Linked DNA regions of Homo sapiens: region 2 is linked to region 1. Evidence: chromatin loops called from intact Hi-C (ENCODE). Cell type or tissue: PC-3. All regions are shown on one strand.

Region 1 (8,000 bases):
GGCCAAAATTGGCCAAAATTAAGTGAAATCTTAAAGCTCCAAAATGATCTCTTCTGACTCCATGTCTCACATCCATGTCACACTGATGTAAGAGGTGGACTCCCACAGTCTTGGGCAGCTCCACTGCTGTGGCTTTGCAGGGTACAGCCCGCCTCCCAGCTGCCTTCACAGTGTGGCATTGAGTGTCTCTGGCTTTTTCAGGTGCATGGTGCAAGTTGTTGGTTGATCCACCATTCTGGGGTCTGGAGGACAGTGACCCTCTTCTCATAGCTCCACTAGTCAGTGCCCCAGTGGGGACTCTGTGTGGGGCCCCAACCCCACATTTCCCTTCCACACTGCCCTAGCAGATGTTCCCCATGAGGGCTCCACCCCTGCAAAAAACTTCTGCCTGGACATCCAGACATTTCACTACATCCTCTGAAATTTAGGTGAAGGTTCTCATACCTCAATTCTTGACTTCTGTGCACCTGCAGGCCCAACACCACATGTAAGCTGCCAAGGCCTGGGGCTTGCACCCTCTGAAGCAACAGCTTGAGCATTATGTTGGCCCCTTTTAGCCATGGCTGGCACACAGGGCACCAACTCCAGAAACTGCATAAAGCAGCAAGGCCCTGGGCCTGGCCATTTTTTCTTTCTAGGCCTCTGGGCCTGTTATGAGAGGGGCTGCTGTGAAGACCTCTGACATGCCCTGAAGACATTTTCCCCATTGTCTTGGTGATTAACATTTGGCTTATTACTACTTATGCAAATTTCTGCAACCAGCTTGAATTTCTTCTCAGAAAATGGGTTTTCTTTTCTATCACATTGTCAGGCTGCAAATTTTCTAAACTTTTATGCTGTGCTTCCCTTTTAAACATAACTTTCAATTCCAAACCATATCCTTGTGAATATATAAATCTGAACACTTTTAACAGCACCCAAGTCACCTCTTGAATGCTTTGCAGCTTAGAAATTTCTTCCATCAGATACCCTAAATCATCTCTCTCAAGTTCAAAATTCCACAGATCTCTAGGGCAGGGACAAAATGCCACCAGTCTGTTTGCTAAGACATAGTGAGTCACCTTTATTCCAGTTCCCACAAGATCCTCATCTCCATGTGAGACCTCCTCAGCCTGGACTTCATTGTCCATATCACTATCAGCATTTTGGTCAAAAACATTCAACAAGTATCTAGGAAGTTCTGAACTTTCCCACATCTTCCTGTCTTCTTCGGGGCCCTCCAAACCTTTCCAACCTCTGCCTGTTACCCAGTTCCAAAGTTGCTTCCACATTTTTGGGTATCTTTACAGCAATGCCCTACTCCTTGGTACCAATTTGCTGTATTAGTCCATTCTCATGCTGCTGTGGAGAAATATCCAAGACTGAAGAGTTTATAAAGGAAAGAGATTTAAATTATTCACAGTTCTGCATGGCTGGGGAGGCCTCAGGAAACTTACAATCATGGTGGAAGGGGGAGCAAACACATCCTTCTTCACATGGCATCGGGATAGAGAAGTGCTCTCTCTCAAGTTCAAAATTCCACAAAATTCCACTTAAACGTGGGAAAGCCCCTTATTAAGCCACAGATCTCATGAGAACTTGCTCACTATCATAAGAACAGCATGGGGGAACCACCCCCCATGATCTAATCTCCCCCCATGAGGTCCCACACCCGACATATGGGGATTATAACTCAGGATGAAATTTTGGGTGGGGACACAGCCAAACCATATCACCTATGACCCAGCAATTTCCTCCTAGGTATTCCTGTAAGCATATATCCACAGAAAGATTTATGTTCAATGCCAGAGCAACTTTATTCATAATAACTTAAAAATGAAAACAACCCAAGTATCCATCAATAGAAAAATAAACAAATGGCCATATAATGGAATCAAAAGGAAATTACTAATTCATGCAACAACATGGATGAATCTCAATGGGCTGAGTGAAAGAAGCATTACACAAAAGAGCACATACTATTCTATTTATATAAAGTCCTAGGAAAGTGAAAATAATCTATGAGTTTAAAAATGGTTCAAAGAGTGGTCACATACTAGAATGGGAAGTATCTGGGAAGGAGTATAAGAGAACTTTCTGGGGTGATAATACCCTAAAACTTAAGAGAGGTTGGGGTTAGTGTGTATTAGTCAAAAGTCACCAAGTAGTACATATAAGATTTATGCATTTCACTCTGTAAATTTCACCTTTAAGAAAGTAAACAAATATTGAGCTCTAGTTAATGATACTCATACTGAAATATCTAGAGGGAATTGCACTGATGTCTTCAACTTATGAAATACATTTAAAGGATTAGATGGTTAAGCTAGGCATGGTGGCTCACACCTGTAATCCCAGCACTTTGGGAGGCCAAAGTAGGCAGATCACTCGAGCCCAGGAGTTCAAGATTAGCCTGGGCAACGATATCTTGTCTCTACGAAAATTACAAAGAAATTAGCCGGGCATGGTGGCACGTGCCTATAGTTCCAGCTACTCCGGAGGCTGAGGTGGGAGGATCATCTGAACCCAGGGAGATCGAGTACGCAGTGAGGTGTAATCACACCACTGCACCTCAGCCTGGGTGACAAAGTGAGACCCTGTCTCAAAAAAAAAAAAAAAAAAAAAAAAAAAAAAGATGGTTACAGAGATAGACACATAATAAAGCAAACATAATAAAATGTTAACTGTAGAACTAAGCTGTGAGAATATGAGTGTTTACGACATCATTCTTTCACTTTTCTGTTTAAAATGTTTTCATAAAATCTTAGAAAAACATTATTGTGTGCCGAAGAAATGTAGTTGGAAGGAATATGGGAGAGCTTCCAGAAGTGATATAAATCACCAGGCTTCATAGCAGACCTCCCCTTGACCTCACTCCTAGCTTCACAGAATAGCACAAGCTGTCTCCTATAAATTATGCTTTGGGCAATGTTTCCCCACCTCCTATAAAAAGCTCTCTCAGTAGTTCAATGCTTTGTCTAAAATACTCCATAGAAATTCATTCTTTTAAGTTACATTTAACCCTTTTATACCTTGTAGTCTATTCAAATTCAATTGCCAGAGTCCCATTTCCAGCATGAAGAGTGAGGGGCTACACAGATCCACCCCCAAGAGAAATGGGCAAAAATCATTTTGAAAACAATCATTTAAAGCTCTGGAAATGGTCCTAGGGGCACATGACTAATGAAGAAACATTTGCTTAGGAAAATCTACTACAACTAGGTAAAAAAAAAAAAAAGTGAAAATCAGTGGTTCTAACCAGGGCAATTGGGCAAGAAAAGGAAATAAAAGGCAGCCAAATTGGAAAAGATGTAAAACTACATCTGTCTACAGATGACATGAGCTTGTATCTAGGAAAGCCTAACCTAAGGAATCCACTTTAAAACTATTTGAACTAATAAACAAGTTCAGCAGGGTTGCAGGATATAAAACTGATATACAAAAATCAGTTGTATGCCTGTATGATAGCAATGAACAATCAAAAAATGAACATAAGAAAACAAGTATGTATGCAAAAGCATCAAAAAGATTAAAATGCTTAGGAATAAACCTAAGTCTCCCAAAATGCAAAACATACTCTGAGAACCAAAAAATTATTTTAAAAAATAAAGACCTAAATAAATGGAAAAACGTCCCATATTTATAGACTGGAACATTTAACACTGTTGAGATGGCATTATCTCCAAACTGATTTACACATTCAATGCAATGTTATCAGAATACATGCTGACTTCTTTGTAGAAACTGACAACCTTACTATAAAATTTATGTGGAATTGCAAGGGACCTAGAATAGCCAAAGTAATCTTTAAAAACAACAAAGATGGTGAATTCATGCCTAATTTCAAAACATACTAAAAGCAAAGACTACAGAACTGGCACATGAATAGACATATAAATCAATGGAATACAATTGAGAGTCCAGAAATAAATCATGTGTCATGGTCAAGTGATTTTCAGCAAGAGTGCTAATATCACTCAGTGGAAAAGAATAGCCTTTTCGACAAATGGTGCTTGGAGAACTGGATAGCCACATGCAAACTAATAAATTTAGATCCTTACATCATATACAAAAAAAAATCAACTCAAAATAGATGAAAAACTTAAACGTACACACCAAAACTATAAAACTCTTAGAAAGAAATACAGGAATAAATCTTTATGACCTCAGGTTCAGCAATGGATTCTTAGTTATGACACCAAAGGCTCAAAAAAATAGATAAATTGGACTTCATCAAAATAAAAAACTTTTGTGCATGAAAGATACCATCAAGAAAGTGAAAAACAACCTACAGAATGGGATAAAATATTTTCAAATCATTTATCTGATAAGGGATTTATAGCCAGAATAAATAAATTACAGCTCAATAATAAAAAGACAAATAACATAATTTAAAAATGGGCAAAGTTCTGAACAGACATTTTCAAAGGAAGATATACAAATGATAAATAAGCATATGAAAAGTTGAACGTTATTAATCATTAGGGAAATGTAAATCAAAATCACAATGAGACATCATTTCAAACCTATAAGAATGGTTATACTTTTTTTAAAAAAAAGGAAAACATTGCTGGCAAAGATATGACTAAATCAGAACCCCCATACACTGCTGGTGGGATATAACACAGTACAATCACTTTGGAAATTAGTCTGGCAGTTCCTCATGTAGTTATAAAGTTACTATATGACCCAGAAATTCTACTCCTAGATAAATACCTAAGAGAAATGCAAACAATGTAAATGCCCATTGACTGACAAATGTGATCTATCCATACACTAAAATATTATTGGACCATAAAAAGGAATAAAGTACTGATACATGTACAACATGGATGAACTTTGAAAATAATATGCAAAGTGAAAGAAGCCAGTCACAAAAGACCATATATTATACGATCTTATTTTATGATATATCCAGAATACACAATTCTGTAAAGACAGAAAGTAGATTAGCGTTTACTTAGGCCTGGGAAGAGGGGGAAGGGAGATAAAAGGATAAAAGGATGATAGCTAAAGGGTCACATGTTTCTTTTTGAGGTGATAAAAATGTTCTTAAACTGACTGTGGTGATTTGGTATATCTGTGAATATACTAAAAAGCCACTTAATTTTGTAGTATGAATGGGTAAATTGTATCAAACTTGAATTACATCCCAATAAAAGCTGTAAAAAATGCAATTCCCTCTGGAAAGGGAATGCATGCTTAATCCAATGGCTTTTCAATTAGGAGCTATCTGACAAGAAGGTTCAACTAACTAACTTGGAATAACAGGATTCAGAATGGTTACATGTTCTGAAGCATTTGCACAGCTCAGAAAGGAGAAACCTAGATAGGACACTGTAGGCAGAAGAGAGAAGAGCAAAATCAGCATGACCTCCAGGCAAAGAGGTACTAAGGAAGGTAAAATTCCATCACTGATAAATACTGCATACTTCACTACTTGGCCTGTAACTAAACAGTTCAGAATTCCCATCCTTGTCAAATAAGGATATTATAGCCTTTGGTAACTTCTGAAGAGAGCTTTCTATTTTGAGAAGATGTACAAATGGGCTCTCTTCTAGCAGAAATAACCTGCCCTGGAAACTAGTGGTGGAAGGGAAAAATGTTATAATATTCTGAAGAAAATGCCAGCATTTAACCTGTCTTTAATCCTTCTACTAGATCTCCAGCTGTGTCTTATCTAAAACTTAGGAATCCAGAAATCCAGCATGGAATTATCTTTTTTTAGTGTAATATATTTTCCTTTCAGAATTGTGGAGCCCAAAGCATATGGAATAGTCCATTTTGGTGCAATAAGGCAAGAAAAAGAAATATAAGGCATAGAAATTGTTAAGTAGTATAACCATATTTGTAGATGAAATAATTATCTATGTAGAAAGCCCTAAGGAATATACCCAAAAAAGCTACTAGAACTGGTAAGTGAGTTCAGCAAAGTTGCAGGATAAAAGGCCAATATACAAAAATCAGTTGTATTTCTATATACTAGCAAGGAATAATCAGAAATTACATTTTTTAAAATATCACTAATAATAGATGAAAAAATGTGAAATCCTTATAAATAAATCTGATAAAAGATATGCAAGATCCATACACTAAACATTGGTTATATGTTCCTTCCATTCAATCAATAACATTGTCATTTATTTGGGATCTACAATGGCCCTAGAACTCTTAGCCAAATTCACTAAAACCTTTAAATATATTTTATATTATTATTATTCCCATTTCAAGGGTGAGGAAACTAAGATTTTAACAAATTGAATAATATTCCTAAAAACAAACAGCCAATAAACTTGTATCTCAGACTCAGATTTGCATAGCCCTGTGGCTCAAATATTGCATGGGACATACGTACACTAAAAAGATTATTTGTTGTCTATTTGAAATTGAAATTTAACTGGGTGTCCTGCATTTTTATATGCTAAATCTGGTAACCATATATATCAGTCAAGTATGGGCTGTGGATGGCTTCACTCCCTAGGACTCTAAACTTGTATAGTAAGTTTTAAACAAATGAAACTATACCCAGCGTTTGGGTCCTGAAACCTTCCATGGGCTGTTTCCCACTCTGATTCATTGGAAAATGCCAACTCATTCTTCGAAATCCAGGTTAACTAACTTCTATCACCCCAGGCATGGATGGCCATTCCCACTTGTGTCCTTCCCACATATACACTTTGTACAAACCTTTACTATTGCACACTCTACAGTGTTTTAATTATTGTGGTTAATACTATACCTGGTAGAATCAGTATAAATAAGATTTCATGTGTAAATTAACAAATGAATAAATGAATGAATAAAAATCAGAAAACATTCCTGAAAGAAACTGAAGATGACCTAAATAAATGGAGGGATATATCATGTTCATAGATCAGAAGACTCAATATAGGTTGAACATCCCTAATCCAAAAATCCAAAATGCTCCAAAATATGAAACTTTTTGAGTGCCAGCATGATACCACAAGTAGCAAATTCCACACCTGACCTCTTTTGATGGGTGACAGTCAAAATGCAGGCTCACTAGACAAGAGTACCCAAGGGAAAAAAGACTCTCCCAGCTCCCTTCAGCTGTGTTATATCTTTTCTGCCCATGTCCAGATTACTCCACCAAGCATACCTACAAGGGGTCATAAAATGGCACCCATGCAGACCAGACACACGAACAACAGTAATAAATAAAGTATGTTGTACAATAACCTTTAATCGAAACACAGAATTGTAGAAAGAAACTAGAAGCCTGCCATTGTTTGTTGTTACTGTTGTTTAACAGCTGAGGCAGGTATTCTGGTGATGCCACTGTTCTGTTTAGTACCCTGAACACATTCTTCTTCACTGTACTAACAGTATAGCATATTTTTTACTGTGAAGTACTGATATGTAAGTAAGTGTAAGAAAATTATTGTTTTTTTGTAGAATGTAAATTCAGAGTCAGGGACGATGATGATGCCAAACAACTACAGACTGTCCACGTGGGTGCCTGAAATAGTGACACCTTTGCTTTCTGATGGTTAAATGTACAAAAACTTATTTCGTGCACAAAATTATCAAAAATATGGTATAAAATTACTTCAGATAAGTGTATAAGGTGTATACGAAACATAACTGAATTCTGTGTATAGATTTCAGTCTCATTCTCAAGATATCTCATGTCTATGCAAATATTCACAAATCCAGGAAAATCTGAAACCCACAACACTTCTGGTCCCAAGCATTTTGGATAAGAAATAGTCAATCTGTATTAAGATGGCAATTCTCCCCAAACTGATCTATAGAATGAAACACAATCCAAATCAAAATTTCAGCAGCCCTTTTGTAAAAATTGGTAAGCTGATTCTAATATTTATATGGAATATAAAAGACTGCATAACCAAACAAATTTGAAAAAAAAACAGAGGTTGGAGGACTTGACTATCTGATTCAAGACCTATAATAAAGCTTACAGTAAATAAGACACTATGGTATTGGCATAAAAATAGACAAATAAGTGGAACAGAATGAAGAGGGCAGAAATAGATCCA
Region 2 (8,000 bases), 230 kb before region 1:
GCCATTGTTTTTCTCAAATTATTTTATAGCCATGGAATGCCATGTAAAAAGCTGCTAAGTTAGAACACTGTGAAATGCTGCCAAGAAGAGGTATAACAGCTTCATGAACTCAAGCTCTGTGTTGTGACTCATGGGAAGCAGATAAGGTCATTCAGAGTCAATAGTGTGAACCCGCTTGGAGGTTAATAGTCTACAGGTTAAGTAGAGGGTTCATGAGAGGTTTTACTTTAACGTTTAATATCAACCCAGTACATTGTCTTCAATTCAGTTATTGCATACCTATATCACCCTGAAACTTAGAACACTCTGCTACGCTATTGGAATGTTTTCCTATTTCTATAATGTAAATATAGACTCTAGATTTGAATTAACTTGGTGCTTCAACTTCCTAGTTTAATTCTACTAATTTGAGATTTTTTTTTTTTTTTGAGACGGAGTCTGGTGATCTCTGCTCACTGCAAGCTCCGCCCCGCGGGTTCACGCCATTCTCCTGCCTCAGCCTCCAGAGTAGCTGGGACTACAGGCGCCCGCCACCACGCTCGGCCAACTTTTTTTGTATTTTTTTACTAGAGATGGGGTTTCACCATGTTAGCCAGGATGGTCTCGATCTCCTGACCTCGTGATCTGCCCGCCTTGGCCTCCCAAAGTGCTGGGATTACGGGCGTGAGCCACGGCGTCCGGCCTAATTTGAGATTCTATAGTGCAGTCCACACACACATTTTTTTATATCTCACAAGAACAAACATAACAAACCTTTGAGATATGAATGTATAGATTTTGATTAGCTGTGATGTTTAATATATTGCAATTAATTAAGAAGAAATTTAACATTTTTTCTTATGGTCACAAAGGGCTATATAAGAAGGACCATGTGTCTACATGTGTATTAGCATACTCTCAGAACGTGCACAGACGCTTCAAGATAGCCATGTCTCTCTTCTCACAGGAAACATTCTCCACTCTAACATTTTGGCCACTTCTCTGTGTCTGGGCAAGGCACTGTGCTAAGCAGTAAAGATGGAATAAGGAAGATAGGAAGTCTATTCTTCTGGCACCCATTTAGGCTAGACAGTGAAATCAACAGCATGATATAATGTAATAGAATATGTAGTATACAAAGGAATTGATCCCAGAAGGAAGGTGTGAAAAGGGGTAAAGGAGACACCAGTGGTAGTTGGGTGGGGGTTGTTTACAAACTTTTGTATGAGGCTGTAGATTCAAGATGTGTAACATCCCTTACAAGACTATCTATTTAAAGAACATAGGCCAAAGTAACAAAGAGTGTAACCATAGTTGGGGGAAGGCACAAGGGAAGAGACAGATGCTGTCATTCCAGCCTATACAAATACACACCATATTTTCTCATTTTTCTAAAAAAAAAACTTAAGTCATAGAAACATAATTGTGTCTTCAGAATCTACTTATATTGTGAATCAGTAGCCACATTCTTTCTATTGCAATGGCATGAAAAATAAGTTATTGGGAAAATAAGGTATAAATAAGTTATAAAAATAAGTTATACTACCATTTGTCCAAGAAATATGGGTCTCTTCTACCCCAACCCCACCAACCACTTGAGACACACTACACATGTGCCTTAACTGTACTCATGGCCAGGCTAAGAATTTAAGTCCCTGGACTTTGCTAGCATAACAGCCAAGCAACTTTTGGATCAAGGGAAGAAAGGGACACAGGATGGTAAGAACTTCTTTCCAAGGATGTCAACCAAGGAGCTGAGGTTAGAAACGACATGAGCTTCAGGCAGCACTTCCTGTCTCCTAAATAGTACTTAATCTAGTGGGGAATTAATGTGTTTTAGGATACCTTGTTCTTTGAGAATAATGGATACTAGCACTAAAGCTCCCTTTCTCACTCATTCTTCCAATGGAAAATTAATCTTTTATATTTAAAGATTCTTTAATATGTCATGACAATGATCAAGTTTTATTTTTAAGTATTTTTCTAGAAGTTATTTTTAAGTGATACTTACTATCTCATTATTGAAGTTCTTTTCCACAATTTATTCATAACCTTGTGCTGATCAAATGCTATGTGGTAGAAATGTGCTGGCTTGGAGGGCAGATAGCAAAGCATAGAAATTGAGAAAGAGATTGGTGTAGGAATTTTTAGAGGTTCAGTAATGCAAAGGATCAATCAAGGTAGGATACATTTTATGGGGGAAAATGGTGCTGTATTTAGTTGAGGATATGAAGCATGAACTTGAATAAGAAACTACTGAGGCAAAGTCCAGTAGTGAGAAGAGAAATATCCAGGGAATTAACTAGTAGTTAGGGAACAGAAGTGAGGCCATGTTATTTTCCTGTGTGTTTAACGTTCATTCTGTAAGGTTACAGTAAGGGCTGAGTAAGATACACCGCATTTCATATGCACGCACATAGAGCCTGGCACAAAGCAGATGCTCCATAAATATTAGTTGAACCTGAGTCTGATGAGCAGCAAGCAGTAGAAAAGACATAGTGGGAAGATGAGAGTACAGTTGTTATTTAAGTACTAGCTGCATTGCAGAGTTCCAGATAAATGGAAAAATCTAAGGGGTAACTAGAATAAATTAACTTTGTTTTTATGGCACACACACACTAAAAACCTTTTTGTATGTATTCTCATTTTAAAACACTCTGGTTTTCCGAGGTATTTATGTCTGAATTTCCCTGTTAATAATATTGAACAAATAGAGCAAAACTTTTTTAAAAACAAAAGGCAAATTGAACAAAACATTTTAAAAGTAAAAGCCCATATAATGTAGCAACATAATCCCATAACCAACATATGAAAATCAGTCTTACCAGTGCTAAAATCTGAATCAAGAGAACTTTAGACAAAATTGTCTCTATCATTAATTAGCTGTGTTACCTTAAATATACTACTTAAGCAAGACCCCAGGTTTAGCATATATAGAGCTAGTGCATGGTATTTCTAGTTATACTTCGAGATTACTTTTAAAAAATGGTTCAATATAATAGGTTTACAAATGTTTATTTGTTCCATCATGGTTTATATTTACAGGAAGCAACTTGGTTCAAAAGAAATAGTGCAAAATTCTGAAATGGAATAGACTTTAGCCTTCTTAGCCCCAGAATAAGCAGTCTCCTTGAGTCTAATCACTTTTGCATATGAACTTGCATATTAGTCAGTACCTATTTTACAAGGTTGTCATAAAATTTAAAATGAGTGTACTTAAAAATACATCACACCAGGAACTCATTCATTGCTGGCAGGAATATAAACTGGTACAGCCACTTTGGAAGACAGTTTGGCACTTTCTTTACAAAACTCAACCAACTCTTACCATACAATCCAGCAATCACACTCCTTGGTATTTACCCAAATAAACTGAAAACGTATGCCCACACAAAAACGTGCATATCAATGTTTATAGCAACTTCATTCACAATTTCCAAAATTTGCAAGCAACCAAGATGTCTTTCAGTAGGTAAGTGGATAAACAAACCATGGTATATCTAAACAATGCAATATTATTCAGCACTAGAAAGAAATAGCTATCATGCCACTAAAAAAAAATAGAGCAACCTTAAATGCCTATTACTAAGTAAAAGAAATCAAATTGAAAAGGCTGCATACTATATGACTTCAACTCCATGACATTCTGAAAAAGACAAATCTATGGAGACAGTAAAAAGATCAGTGGTTGCCAGAAGTCGTGGGGAGGAAGACAGGAATAGGCGGAGCACAGTAAGGCAACATAACATTCTGTATGATACTACAATGGCAGATATATGTCATTATACATTTGTCAAAGCCTGTAGTATATACAACACCAAGAATAAACCCTAATATAAACTATGGATTTTGGATGATAATGATGTGTCCATGTAGGTTCATCCACTGTCACAAATGTGCCACTCTGGTGCAAGATGTTGATAGTGGAGAGGCTGTGTGGGGGTGGGGGTAGGGGGGGAATCTCTGTACTCTGTACCTTCTGCTCAATTTTGCTGTGAAGCTAAAACGTCTTTAAAGAATAAAGTCTATTTTTTTAAAAAAATCACACAAAGGAGTCTTTAAGCATTCTAGCTCAAGCTCTTTTCAGAGGTGAACATAAAAACTTACAAAAATTGCGTCCAACAAAATAATTATGTTGATTGCAAAAGGATATGTTTCTATCCGCTTTGATTCACTTATAATGAGTGAGAGATGGAGAGGAAAAGAAAAACTGGATTCGTACAACTAAGAACTAAAATATTTTTATTTTAACATTAACCAAGTCTTTGTAATTATCAGACAAGTCATCTAATAAAAAAAAATTACATGGCATTTAGAGTAGGAAGAGACAGAATAAGCAGCTTTATCCTTGATTAAGCTCTTTATTTTGTCAAATAACCACAAACATCCTTTAAATAACCATGACAAGATCCACCCCACTCTAGCAGCTGCTCTTGGAACTGTGCAGCTGTGCTATAATCTGGGTTATTGGAAATTCTCAAAACTGTCATCTTATAGCCTATGAAAAGTAAACCAAGGAGTTGGAGAAATTCCACTGATTTCCAGCATAAGCAAAAAGTACCTTGTATTTGCACATGGTGAATCATGTACATGTTTCTTTTTCAGAAAAAAAAATCTCTCCAGTATTGTTTTGAAATTTTAAAAGGTCTCAGCTATGAGTCTGCAGAACTTTCTGGTGTCATTAAGGAAGCAGGTTACAGGCCAGCATATCTTCAAATAGCTACACAGGTGTTAGAACTGCATGGTCTTATAAAGAAGACAAGTGTGATTATGGAATCCTGCACACCGCATAGTCATATCTTTCAAGTCCCAGACCTTAGCCAAGAGCAGGTACAACCACTCTGTGGCCATTAGCATGTAACCAGATTACCCTCCAATCAGACAAGTCACTCCAGCACAAGTCAGAAAATATGAAGGAGCAGAAATACAAATGTTCAAAACTCAGCCTCAAAAGGAGATGTGAAAAATTGCTAAACACTTACATTTTAAAAAACAGATGTCTTGTCTCTAATCGTTTGAAGCCAATCAAGTCTCTACGTGCATCTACTCAAGTAAAGAACAATGAGGCACCTACGACATTTTTGGATAGCCGTCATATGAGTCCTCTCTAATTTCTTCCTTTCCCTCCTCAAGAACCAAAATAGGTATATATTATCTTTTTTAAAAAACAAAAAGCAATCACTAGGACCTGTTTTATGAAAGCTTGTCCAAGAAAATTGAGTAACTTTCTCAGTATCATTGTTTATTTCCCAGCTAGGACTAAAGAGGTAATGGGACTAGTTGAAGGTACAGTAGGTTCCCTCTTGTAGGATAGATATACTCAGGACCAGTGGATGGCTGTTTAAAGTAAAAGTTGGTCAATATGGACTATTATAAATTGGTTAGTACTTTAAACATTTTAACGAAAACATATAAATATACATCCATTCACCAATCTTCAGATATAGGGCAAATTATCACAATATCGCATTCAAATTTCCAATTAGTTTCAGAGCAGGAACGAACACAAAGTCCCTCATCAAGCATGTCAAGTGTGCTTTCTAGACTGGTACGATCCCTCCTTCTAATCTCAATTGTCTCATTTACATCTACTTAGACAGCAAGCCCAGTGCCCTGTCCTTACCAACACTCCCCAAGCCTTCACCTTAGTTTTCATAGAAATAACTCTCATTCAGACATTTCATTGACTTATATAGTGTCTAATTATATTATATAATTATAATAAGCATATATTAGATTTACAATAAAAAATAGCTGCAGTAAACAGATTTTTGAAATAAATAATTTAACTAGTGGTAGCAGAAGCACATGGATGTGCTAGAAAGTAGCCTACAGTTGTGGGAACTACAGGTTTAGTGGCTGTATTAGAAACAGGCTTTAAGAGGGAAAGGAAAACTCCAGCAAATCCAGAAAGTTGATAATTGAAGATCAGCTAGGAGTGTTTCTATCAAACTAGTTGCGGCACTGGATTGTGCCCATGAGAGAAATAGGCCTAATGAATTCCTTTCCCAAACATAGTTGCAAAACACATCACCTGGGTATTTCCAAAATCATCCCATTTCAGTGTGTGTGTGTGTGTGTGTGTGGTGGAAGTGCTCAGAGATGTTTTTAAGCCTTTTAAATTTTTTATAATTTAAAAAAATGTATGTGAATATATTTTATGTCATCTAGAAAGCCACCTCAAAACTGAATGCCGCCTCCCCGAGTGTTACTATTATATCACAGAATTTAACTTTGTACGTGTTGGTAAGCATGACTGTTATTAGGTCAGTACCATGTAATACCAAACTAATTGTTCTGCACTGTATTTGTATGAATTTATGTTTGTCAGTAATAATGACAATTTGCCTTTGTCAACATAATCTGTAGTTGAAAGGCCTGTCTTTCATTTAAAAAAAACATACTTCAGTTTAAGATATTAACACTGAACCCAATTTGATATAACAGCAACATGGTATAGTGGAGAAATGTACTAATTGCTACAAATAAATAAGAAATAGTATAATTGTATACTTCATGCATAAATGTACTCACACCAAATGAAGGAGAAATCACAGTAGTTTATAAGAGTTTAATAGTTCAAATTTTCTACTTAGAGATGAAGAGAATAAAGAAATCTGAGCTTCAGTCATGTAATTTTAAAATGGGATGCCCAAATCACATCCAGTATTTAGAATGACAGTTTGAGAGCAGAATCAGTGTTTAAAGTATTACTATTTTTCAACACCTGCAAAAATAAAAAACTTCAGATATTTATCCTCTATCATAATTATATTAGATACTACTTTAATTTAGAATTCAACAACAATACAATGACAATCTTATCCTGAATAGACATGGAACCTTTGAAGTTAAAGTGATAGCTCATTGAGAAGGCATTCTAGGATTGTTTATTGGCAGAGTTTCAGTTAAGGATGAAGTCTAATTATGGCAAGCTAGCAAACAAAGCCTCAAAATTGTTAATGATATGCACAGCATACTTATATAAGCAGGCATTCTCTACGTTTGCAGAATTGAAGTTCAAATACAGGACCAAATCAAATATGTTATATATAGCAAAATATAATTTAATTTCAACAAAATGTGCATATTAAATTAGTTCATTTGAATTGTATTGGATTTGAAAATATTATTTGATTATTTGTAAATTTGCTTTTCTTTCATAGTTGTTTAACAGCTACATCAGATGTGGTAGTGCATGCCTGTAGTCCCTATGTGGGAGGCTGAGGCAGGAGGATTTGCTCAAGGTCAGGAGTTTGAGGATGCAGTGAGCTATAACCACTCCACTGAACTCCAGCATGGGCGACAGAGCCAGACCCTGTCTCTAATAACAAAAAGAAAAAGGTTACTTTTAAAATATTTAAACTGTTACTAATTAAAGTAAGAAGTAAGAAGGAAAATGATTAAGAAGAGAGGCTGGGCACAGTGGCTCATGCCTAGAATCCCAGCACACTTTGGGAGGCCAAGGCAGGAGGATTGCTTGAGGGCAGGAGTTCGAGGCCAGCCTGGGCTACATAGCAGGAACCCCTCCCGCAATGATATGGTTTGGCTATGTCCCGACCCAAATCTCAACTTGAATCATATCTCCCAGAATTCCCACGTGTTGTAGGAGGGACCCAGGGGGTTGTAATTGAATCATGGGGGCAGGTCTTTCCTATGCTATTCTCGTGATAGTGAATAAGTCTCACGAGATCTGATGGGTTTATCAGGGGCTTCTGCTTTTGCTTCTTCCTCATTTTTCTCTTGCCACTGCCATGTAAGAAGTGCCTTTTGCCTCCGCCATGATTCTGAGACCCCCTCAGCCATATGGAACTGTAAGTCCAATTAAACCTCTTTTCCTTTCCAGTTTCAGGTATGTCTTTATCAGCAGCGTGAAAACGGAGTAATACACCCATCTTTGCACACACACACAAAATTAGCTGTGGGGTGGCACATGCCTGTAGTCACAGCTACTTGGGAGGCTGGGGCAGGAGGATCTCTTGAGCCCAGTAGTTCGAGGCTGCCATGTGTTATCAACACTA

The links. Peaks named below come from ENCODE experiments on the same cell type or tissue, not always from the same donor. Only the 100,000 strongest peaks of a DNase experiment are listed, where the experiment ranks them.
Region 2: it touches region 1 in a loop (4-fold over the local background); 1 of 110 quality-filtered maps calls a loop at or near these places.

What each region holds. Positions count from the first base shown.
Region 1 is chr3:101,307,977-101,315,976 of GRCh38, forward strand. All of the region lies in intron 2 of IMPG2 (interphotoreceptor matrix proteoglycan 2), which reads right to left. Among named protein-coding and RNA genes, the nearest start is that of IMPG2, 8.6 kb to the right of the region's middle. In PC-3, no CTCF peak of the experiment used is centred here; no DNase peak of the experiment used is centred here; H3K27ac peaks cover 1,525 bases.
Region 2 is chr3:101,077,723-101,085,722 of GRCh38, forward strand. No RefSeq gene overlaps it. Among named protein-coding and RNA genes, the nearest start is that of ABI3BP, 88 kb to the left of the region's middle. In PC-3, no CTCF peak of the experiment used is centred here; a DNase peak (open chromatin) is centred at 129; H3K27ac peaks cover 318 bases.